Regions from separate parts of the Mus musculus genome. Here region 2 is linked to region 1. The links are chromatin contacts, found by Hi-C or POLR2A ChIA-PET in ENCODE. All regions are on one chromosome and are shown on one strand. The core of a region is the stretch at or near the end of the contact, and the rest is flanking DNA. Distances in the headings are between cores, read along the strand shown.

Region 1 (4,601 bases), core at 1,127-3,626:
TAGAAAACCAGGCCTAGTGGCTCGAATCTGCTACTGAATAACGGGGAAGCTAAGGTTAAAAGAATGCCGTGAGTTTGAGGCCAGCCTGGGCTACAGGGTAAAATGCCATGTGTTTGTGTATGTGTGTGTGTGTGTGTGTGTGTGTGTGTGTGTGTGTGTGTATGTGTGTCTGTGTCTGTGTGTGTAGTATAGACACTATCTGAGCCAGCGTGACATGGTAAAATCAAGTATGAGTTGGAGTCCCTACTGCAAAATGAGGCCTTGGGTAGACAGCTTGATCTATGTAAGTCTCCAGTTCCTTAGCAATCAAATGGGTATGTTTCATTCAAGCAACAAATATTTAATAAGTTCTCAATGATGTGACAATTTTACTGCCACTCTTAACCTTCCAGATTTCATGGGTTATAAAAAAAAAAAAACATATAGAATTGCTTTACAAATTGTAAATTATAAACATGTACCATACGTTATTAAGACAAATTTCTGATTAACTGGGATTGAAGCGGAGGCCAAATAAGAAAATGTTGCCAGATTCTAGAACAATCTGAGAGGGGCATCATTATCACAATTTAAAAAGTGCCCAAAGCTGGCTCTTAGGAACCACACCCAATAACACAAACTGCTGACAGTCAGAAGAAACAATACTAAGCCCGAGCTAAGGAAGTACACACACAAACACACACACACACACTCACACACTCACAAACACACACACTCACACACACACACTCACACACACATACACACACACTCAAACTCGCACACACACACAGTCACACACTCACACACTCACACACACACACATACACACACTCACACACATATACAAGTGCCTTAGAGAAAGTGGAGATTAGGGACCCAGAGCTAAGAGGACCAAAGGTGTAACACCAGAAACTCCAGTAACTTCTCATGCCATCCCCTGCCTGGGCTTTCCTTCTAGTATCTGAATCCCTTAACCTCCAACAACACAAGCAAATGCAGTCTGAGCAGACCCCAGCCAGAGATTCAACCTCCGTTACTCCCTCTGAGTTTCCACACAGGATTCTAGGTGCTTATCCAACGCAAGCAGTGAATAAGGACAGGAGTGAGATTAATAATATTATTAATAATAATTAATAATAACAATAACGTTGATTCTGCTCAAAAGTGCAATACAATACCAGGAACTAGAGAACAAAATATCAGCAACCAGAAAAGGCTGAGACAAAAAGCAAAGTTGAATAGGAACAGATGAATAAAACAATATTGACTGGAAATACCTCAAATGTGAAGAAAGCACTGTAATAAATAATTCTGAGGCCCATGGGTTTCATGAGAGAAAATTTACATTAATGTCAATTAAAATACAAGTCAAGTTTAACAGAAAACAATGCTTTTGAAAGATAAAAAATTCCTTCTACAGACAAGACTGAAGGAAACCAAGAACAGCCATACAATAAACAAAGTTGTATGTCATAATTCCCATGCACCCCCTACACTCCATATTGGACAATGTAATATTTTTTATTACTGTCACTAAAAGAAAATTGATGACTTGCCAGATAGGAGCCACAATACCAGGATTTAAGGAAGCACCTTACTGTATCACCCATATTGCCATCCCACCCGAAAGTTACAAAAGGCTAAAATTATCTTCCTTTCAGAAATAGACCCATGCTTTAACTATATTACTGGAAATATTTCTAAGCCACTGACATTTTTATATTTACAGCCCATGACAAAAGTCTCACCTACTTTAACTCTAGTGTCACTCACTAAGCATTGAACATCTTGATTATATCTTTAATGCGCCATTCGCTCTGCAATAATCCACTGTACAAAAGCTGGCTGACTCTCAGACAACAGATAGGTGCATAGTAAATCAGCTGGCAAGGACTATTTTTCTAACCCCAATTCTCCGTGTGCTCAAATCCCAGTTTACCTATCTTTTCCAATGTGGCTTTCCTTCTTCTCCCCACCCCTCCTCATTTTGCTGCTTCCGCAGCACCCACCCCCTTGCTGTGGCTGCCTGGCTGGTTTTACCACTCCAATGGACCCCCGCTGCCGCCATCCAGGGAGAGAAGAGAGATGCCAAGAGCCTTCCAGAAGAGCATCTTTCTCTTGGCTCACTGGGGCAGAGGAAGGAACTCACAGGCCAATTTGCATATGCTTTTATTCCATTCCGCACCCAGCGAGCTAACTCTCTCTGGAAAGTCCCTTCTCAATTCCCTCCTCGTGGCAGCTAGGGAGGAAGCGGCTGAGCCGGAATAGAAGGTTCCAGCCCAGCCAGGCTGTGTCAGCATCTTAGGGCAGAAGCCAGCAGCTCCCACCTTAAAGCCAGCAGAGTCTAGACCCATGCAGATGCCCGCAGGGACCCTCTCTTAACCAGGCGGGCTGCTGACTACAGCTAGAATAGCCTGCACGTTCTAGAGAGTTCGTTGCAAGACGGAGTAAGCTCCAGCCTCCCCTGAGGAAGTGCTGGTCAGGCGCTGGGTCCCTGGCTTCCTGTCTGTACTCTCCCTAGCCTGTGGGGAAATCCCGAGAGCTTTGTCGGCTGCCCAACGAGCCTGTTGGCTTTTCAAGTAGGCGTAGGCAGAGTTTCGACCAAAAACCTCAATTTAACATTCGGATGGATAGATAGATAGATAGATAGATAGATAGATAGATAGATAGATAGATAGATAGATAGAGTAGCCTGTGTCCGGGTATTTTAAAAGAGAAAGAATTGGCCTCTGGAGAGGGGCAGGAGGCAGGGAGGGGATTGAGGGGAAAGATTTGTGCCTAGCTTCAGACACACGGTCCTGGATTGGCTCCGCAGGGGAACAAAGAGGTGCTTTCAACTACGAACTGACAGCTTAAAGTGAATGTGGACCTGGCAGGCAGGAAGGACGCTCAGAAATCCATTCGTTCCCAAGCATCCATCTGCAGAAGGGCAGTCCCTGTCTCTGTTGATGGCAGCAGCAACCTCTACATTTTAATGAGGTCCCACCAGACGGCAGGCAGGCACTCTAACAAGTGCTTCACAAACAAGATCTTTCCCGACTCCAGGGTTTTAATCTTTGGTGTGGTTAGGGGTCTTGCCTGAGGTCACAGAATCCTTCCGTGGGTACCCTTCGCTGCTTGTATCCCCAAGTCAGAAAACCCTTACAGGGTCTTTGGAATGTGCAATGACAAAGTTCAAATTCCCAGTCAAGATAAATAAAAATAGCCACCCTGGGAAATTACCCACAGGCAGAAAAGAGACAGGTCAAGATGGTTGCTGCCCTGAACTCTCCAGATGGTAACCATTGCTCATCTTGCTGGGGTAGTAACACTTTGTTTAAACTTCTCTTACACCTAGCTTTTTGGAAAGGAAATATTTGTTGAGCATCATTGAAAGTCAGACACAACGCCCTATTTAATCCTCACCACCACAACAACACACACACACACACATGTAGTTACTATTCTTAATCCCTGGGCTATAAGTAAGGAAATGGGGGATCTAAAAGATGCTTGCCCATGGTCACCCCGAAATTAGCAGAGCTGGGGTTAGAAAGGATGTGTGTTGTCTCCAGGTCTCTAATGTCCCCATATGTTACCTCATACCCCCACTCATGGAGTTCTACACCCTGGAAAGGGGCTTCCTTGGTGTAGTAGAGGCATAGCTCCAGGTATCGGAGTAGACTCTAAGCCAAATTTAGCATTCCCTGAAATCCTGGGTGTATGGAAGAGATGAAGCATCCTGGTAACCAGAAAGTTAAGGTAGAAGAGACCTACTTGTGAAGCTGTCTATAAAAGGCCAAAAGCTACGGCATGTCAGTGACAACCTTATTTTAAAAATGCTGAAACCATTTGGAGCCATTGGGAGCGGGGGCTGGGGAGTGGACAGACACGGATTTAAATGGAATCATCGGTGGGAGCTCTAGCCTGGCCAGTGTCTGCTGATGGTTCCACTACCCGGCTTGACATTGCTAACTCCTGCAACCCAGTGTCTCCTTCTCAACACCTAGGTTCCTTCACTGTGGCTTTCAGAAGCAGTCAGGAGGACGCTCAGAGCCAGATGTGTAACTCTTTGCTGCTAGCTGCACGGGTTTCCCATCGCCTTCCTTTTGCCACCGGAAGCAGAGACTAAAAGCAAGAAACAGGCTTTCATATATGAAATGTGAATTGAGCCTCCTCATTCCACTATAAAAATTGTAACACGGGGGGGAGGGGTACAAGGCAAAATGACAAGCCTAACTATCATTTGTGGAACTTATGATACACACCAGGCAGAGCGCTACACACCTGTGTGTCATTTGATCCCTACCACATGGCTATTTCTAACACCTAGAAAGAAAGAGAAGACAGAAGCTGAGACAAGTTAACAACTTAGAGGGTGAGTCTGGAGGGGCTGGGAGAACTGCTGCATGCGTAGGAGGCCATCCATGCAAGAATACTCACTAGCTTTCTTGGTTCAGAGCCCCAGTCTAACTAAATGCCATTGTGGGGGGTTGCAAGAATGGCTCTGTGCTAGTTAAGAGTTCATACCAACCAGTGGGTGGTGGCGCACGCCTTTAATCCCAGCACTTGGGAGGCAGAGGCAGGCGGATTTCTGAGTTTGAGGCCAGCCTGTCCAAAGATCGAGTTCAAGGACAGCC
Region 2 (4,848 bases), core at 53-2,552, 41 kb after region 1:
GGGTAAATAAAGGAGCTTTCGGCTAAACCAGACAACCTGAATTCAGTCCCCAGAACCCACACAGTATAAGGAAAACCAATTTCCACAGGTTGTCCTCTGACCTCCACAGGCACACCACGGCATGCGTGTGACCCCACACATACACAAATAAAGGTAATAAATGTATTGCTCTTAAAGATTAGGCCATACAACTTAACTCAATTCTTACACACAAACCTGTGCCTCATTTGGGGCAGTTACTTAGCACTCTAAATAACCTCATTAAGACAATAAGTATGAACATAGGCACCATGGCGCACGCCTTTAATCCCAGAATTTAGGAGTCAGGGGTAAGTGGATCTCCTGAGTTCAAGGCCAGCCTGATCTGCATAGCAAATCCCAGGCCAGTTAAAGCTATGTCTCAAAAAACCGATTTAAGCAGAGCGCCTGGACACGTGACTTAGTAGCATTTGAAAAGCTCCAAGTTCCATTCCCGGCAGTGCATAAGCCAGGCAAGGTGGCCCATGCCTGTAATCACTGCACTGGGCAGGTGGAGTCAAAGGATCAGAAGTTCAAGGCCCCCCTAGGTTACATTGGGAACTGTAGGCTGGGACCATTCACAACACCTGTGTATCTCAAGGCAGGAAATACTTACCACCAGTGCCCAGCTTCAACCCATCCTTAGATGCCAAACGGCGGCCGGGTTCTTCATTATCCTTATCAACAAAGATAAGAGTAGCCATTCTGGATTACTCTAAGGGAGAGACCTGAATATTAGGATATTGGCATTGAGGACGGCTGGAAAAACTACGCAGTAACAGAGACCAAGCTTTACCCAGGGCACCTATGCACAAAAATTTATAAGTAGCTGGAGAAGTCAACAGGCTTAATCCAGATCCTAAATCTGCACGCCAGGGTCATAAAACACTCAACTCTTACAGAAATCAGTTTATGTTGGCACCCATCAAAACTGTCTCCAGCCTACAATCTCTGCTATAAAGAGAAGCCAAGAGGATGCTCAAATTTGGCCTCCTGCTACATAACAAGTTCAAGACCAGCCAGGGCTGCTTGAGATCCTGAAGTGGGGAGGGAAGAAGAAAAGTAAAAACAGCGTTGCTGTGGGTCGAGCACGACAAGAGCGCCTCGGGACGCGGGGCCGAGTGAAGCACACGTCCCGACCCTGCTTCAACCTCCAGTCCCGGGTCTGCCCTCCCCGCCACCCCAAGCTCGCCCAAGACGCCCTCACCCACGACGAGCTCACAGCTAAACTCACCGAAGACTGCGCCACCAACGACCCGGCACACCGCAGTTTAAACTGTAACTCAATTGGTCCCTCCGAGAGGAGGTGGGGCCTACAGCCTGAGAACCAATGGGAGCAACGGAAGTTTTCAGCCACCGCCCAGCTCTCGCGTCTGTCTCCAAAGTATTAAGGAAAACAAAACTAAACAAAACCAAAAAAAAAAAAAAACAAACAAACAAACTAGAATCGTACATTGTCCAAAACTCCTGTGAGAGGCTTTTTGTTTGCCACGACATGGACCTGCGAGAAGGTACTCACCCAATAAACGTCTTGTCCCTTTAAATTTGAAGGGCTTTTTTTTTTTTTTTTTTTTTTTTTTTGGAAACAGGTTTTCACAGGACTCAGACTGTCCTTGAACTGTGCAATGGATGGTGAATGACAATCACTTTTAACTCCTGAGACTGCTTCCGGTCTTCCAAGGACTAGATTAGTGGCTGTGCCACTGCTCCAGGCTCACTTTTATGGTTTTGGCTTCTTTGAAAAAGTCTCTTACTACCCAGTTCAGGCTTTTCGGAAACTCACTAGCCCAGGCCTGCTTCTGACTCAAGATTCTCCTGCCTCAGAGCTCAGATCAGAGTAGCCAGAGTGTAATCTCTAGGGGAACAGGCCTGCGCAGTAGATACTGGAGTTTGGAGAAGACTAAAAAGGAATAAGTAGTAGAAGAGACCAACATGTACATAAAAACTTAACTGAAGAAGCCAAGAGGTTTAATCCAGACCTTAAATCTTCAAGTCAAAGTCAGAGGCACTAATCTACTGAGAAGATGGTTTGGGTCTTGGATCGGCCCCCACCAAAACCTATCCAAGACTGGAGAGATTCCTGGGCAGTTACAAGCACTTACTGATCTTGAAGAAGACCCTGGCTGTCCTGGGAATCACTATGTAGACCAGGATGGCCTGGAACTTAAGACATCTGCCTGCCTTTGCCTCTTAAGTAGTAGTTAATCTCTGCTTATTTTTAGAACTTGTGGAAATTTGGCAGGTTTGAAGACAAAGAATGGAGATTATTCAAGAGCCCAGGACTTCCCATTGAAATAAGCATTGTTAATAATAACATTGGAGCCTCCCCCTGCACACTTTCTGCTATGTGTGTGATTATATTTAATTAACATAAAAGTTCCTTAGTCTCCTTTGTGTGTTCCTGAAAACATTCTAAAGTTCCATGATTGATACTGGGATACTTGTACTAGGAATTTCACCCACCCCACCCCACCCCCTCCTGCTGGACAGACCCTTTCTACAAAGGTTGTGACAGCTTGTAAAGTCCTCAGCTCTATGGAGCCACAGGAGATGCTGATGTGTGACTGGTGAGTGGTAGATCAAGAAAGCTTGCTTGCTTTCTTCTTCTTCTTCTCCTTCTTTTTGTTTGTTTGTAGAACATGAGTTTAATATTTTTAGCTGTTAATATTCAATAAACGGAATAATTATTTTAAGATATATTTCATTGTTATGTCTCTTTTCATTTCTGGTTTTATTAATTTGGATACCGTCTCTGTGCCCTCGGGTTAGTCTGGCTAAGAGTTTATCTATCTTGTTGATTTTTCTCAAAGAACTAGCTCCTGACTTTTTTGTTTTTTGTTGTTTTGTTTTTGTTTTATTGGTTTGGTTTGGTTTGGTTTTTGGTTTTTCGAGACAGGGTTTCTCTGTGTAGCTCTGGCTGTCCTGGAACTCACTTTGTTGACCAGGCTGGCCTCGAACTCAGAAATCCACCTGCCTCTGCCTCTACCTCCCGAGTGCTGAGATTAAAGGTGTGCACCACCACGCCCGGCTTCTGATTTTTGTTGATTATAGTTCTTTTTGTTTCTATTTGGTTGATTTTAGCCTTGAGTTTGATTAGTTCCTGCCTCTACTCCTCTTGGGTGTATTTGCTTCTTCTTCTTCTTCTTGTTCTAGAGCTTTCAGGTGTGCTGTCAAGCTGCTAGTGTAAACTCTCATCAGTTTCTTTTTGGAGGTACCCAGAGCTATGAGTCTTCCTCTTACCACTGCTTGCATTGTGTCCCATAAGTTTTGGTATGATGTGTCTTCATTTTCATTAAATTCTAAAAAGTCTTTAATTTCTTTATTACTTCCTTGACCAAGTTATCATTGAGTAGAGCATTGCTCAGCTTCCATGTGTATGTGTGTTTTCTGTTGTTTTTGTTGTTATTTAAGACCAGCACTAGTCTGTGGTGATCTGATAGGATGCATGGGATTATTCAGTCTTCTTGTATCTGTGGAGGCCTGTTTTGTGAACAATTATATGGTCAGTTTTGAAGAAGATACCATGAGGTGCTGAGGAGAAAGTATATTCTTTTGATTTAGGATGAAATATTCTATAAATATCTGTTAGGTCCATGTGGTCCATAAATTCTGTTAGTTTCACTGTGTCTCAGTTTGGTGTCTGTTTCCATGATCTGTCCATTGATGAAAGTGGGGTATTGAAGCCTCCCACTATTATAGTATGGGGTGTGATGTGTGCTTTGAGTTTTAGTAAAGTCTCTTTTATGAATGTGGGTACTCTTGCATTTGGGGCATAGATATTCAGTATTGAGAGTTCATCTTGGTAGATTTTTCCTTTTACCAGTATGAAGTGTCCTTCCTTATCTTTTTTGATAACTTTTGGTTGAAAGTTGATTTTATTCGATATTAGAATGGCTACTCCAGCTAATTTCTTGGGACCATTTCCTTGGAAAATTGTTTTCCAGCCTTTTACTCTGAGGTAGTGTCTGCCTTTGTCATGGAGATGTGTTTCCTGTATGCAGCAACATGCTGGGTCCTGTTCACGTATCCAGATGTTAGTCTATGTCTTTTTATTGGGGAATTGAGTCCATTAATGTTGAGTTATTAAGGAAATGTGATTCTTACTTCCTGTTATTTTTGTTGTTAGAGGTGGAATTATGTTTGTGTGACTATCTCCTTTTGGATTTGTTGAAAGATTCCTTTCTTGCTTTTTCTAGGGTGTAGTTTCCCTCATTGTGTTGGAGTTTTCCATCTATTATCCTTTGGAGGGCTAGGTTTATGGAAAGATATTGAGAAAATTTGGTTTTGTCATGGAATATCTTGTTTTCTTCATCTATGGTAATTGAGAGTTTTGCTGGGTATAGTAGCCTGGGCTGGCATTTGTGTTCTCTTATGGTCTGTATAACATCTGCCCAGAATCCTCTGGCTTTCATAGTCTCTGGTGAGAAGTCTGGTGTAATTCTGATAGGCTTGCCTTTATATGTTACTTGACCTTTTTCCCTTACTGCTTTTAATATTCTTTCTTTGTTTAGTGCATTTGATGTTGATTATTATGTGATGGGAGGAATTTCTTTTCTGGTCCAAATAGACTATTTGGACTTCTGTAGGCTTCTTGTATTTTCATGGGCATCTCTTTCTTTGGGTTAGGGAAGTTTTCTTCTATAATTTTGTTGAAGATATTTACTGGCCCTTTAAGTTGGGAATCTTCACTCTCTTCTATACCTATTATCCTTAGATTTAGTCTTCTCATTGTGTCCTGGATTTCTTGGATGTTTTGGGTTAGAAGCCTTTAGCTTTTTGCGTTTTCTTTGACTGTTGTGTCAACGTTTTCTATGGTATCTTCTGCACCTG

The links. Hi-C counts contacts between places; a loop is a spot of excess contacts on that map. ChIA-PET counts read pairs that join two places held with the same protein, here RNA polymerase II (POLR2A).
Region 2: a loop to region 1 is called in a map of T-helper 17 cell, with 1.9 times the contacts of the local background. The contact joins the promoter of Pttg1 here to the enhancer-like site in region 1. A Hi-C loop is called at or near these places in 3 of 37 maps with a recorded cell type or tissue (T-helper 1 cell, T-helper 17 cell and T-helper 2 cell). POLR2A ChIA-PET finds 5 or more read pairs at or near these places in 2 of 5 experiments (both embryonic stem cell).

The regions. Positions count from the first base shown.
Region 1 is chr11:43,383,056-43,387,656 of GRCm38, forward strand. No RefSeq gene overlaps it. Among named protein-coding and RNA genes, the nearest start is that of Mir146, 11 kb to the left of the region's middle. Within about 2 kb of position 2,377, at least 3 of the 3 ENCODE cell types and tissues checked have a DNase peak (open chromatin) inside an H3K27ac peak, as active enhancers do.
Region 2 is chr11:43,424,949-43,429,796 of GRCm38, forward strand. Pttg1 (pituitary tumor-transforming gene 1) reads right to left here and starts at 1,303. Exons shown (of 6, transcript NM_001131054.2): 1 at 1,253-1,303; 2 at 635-733. The coding sequence starts at 722.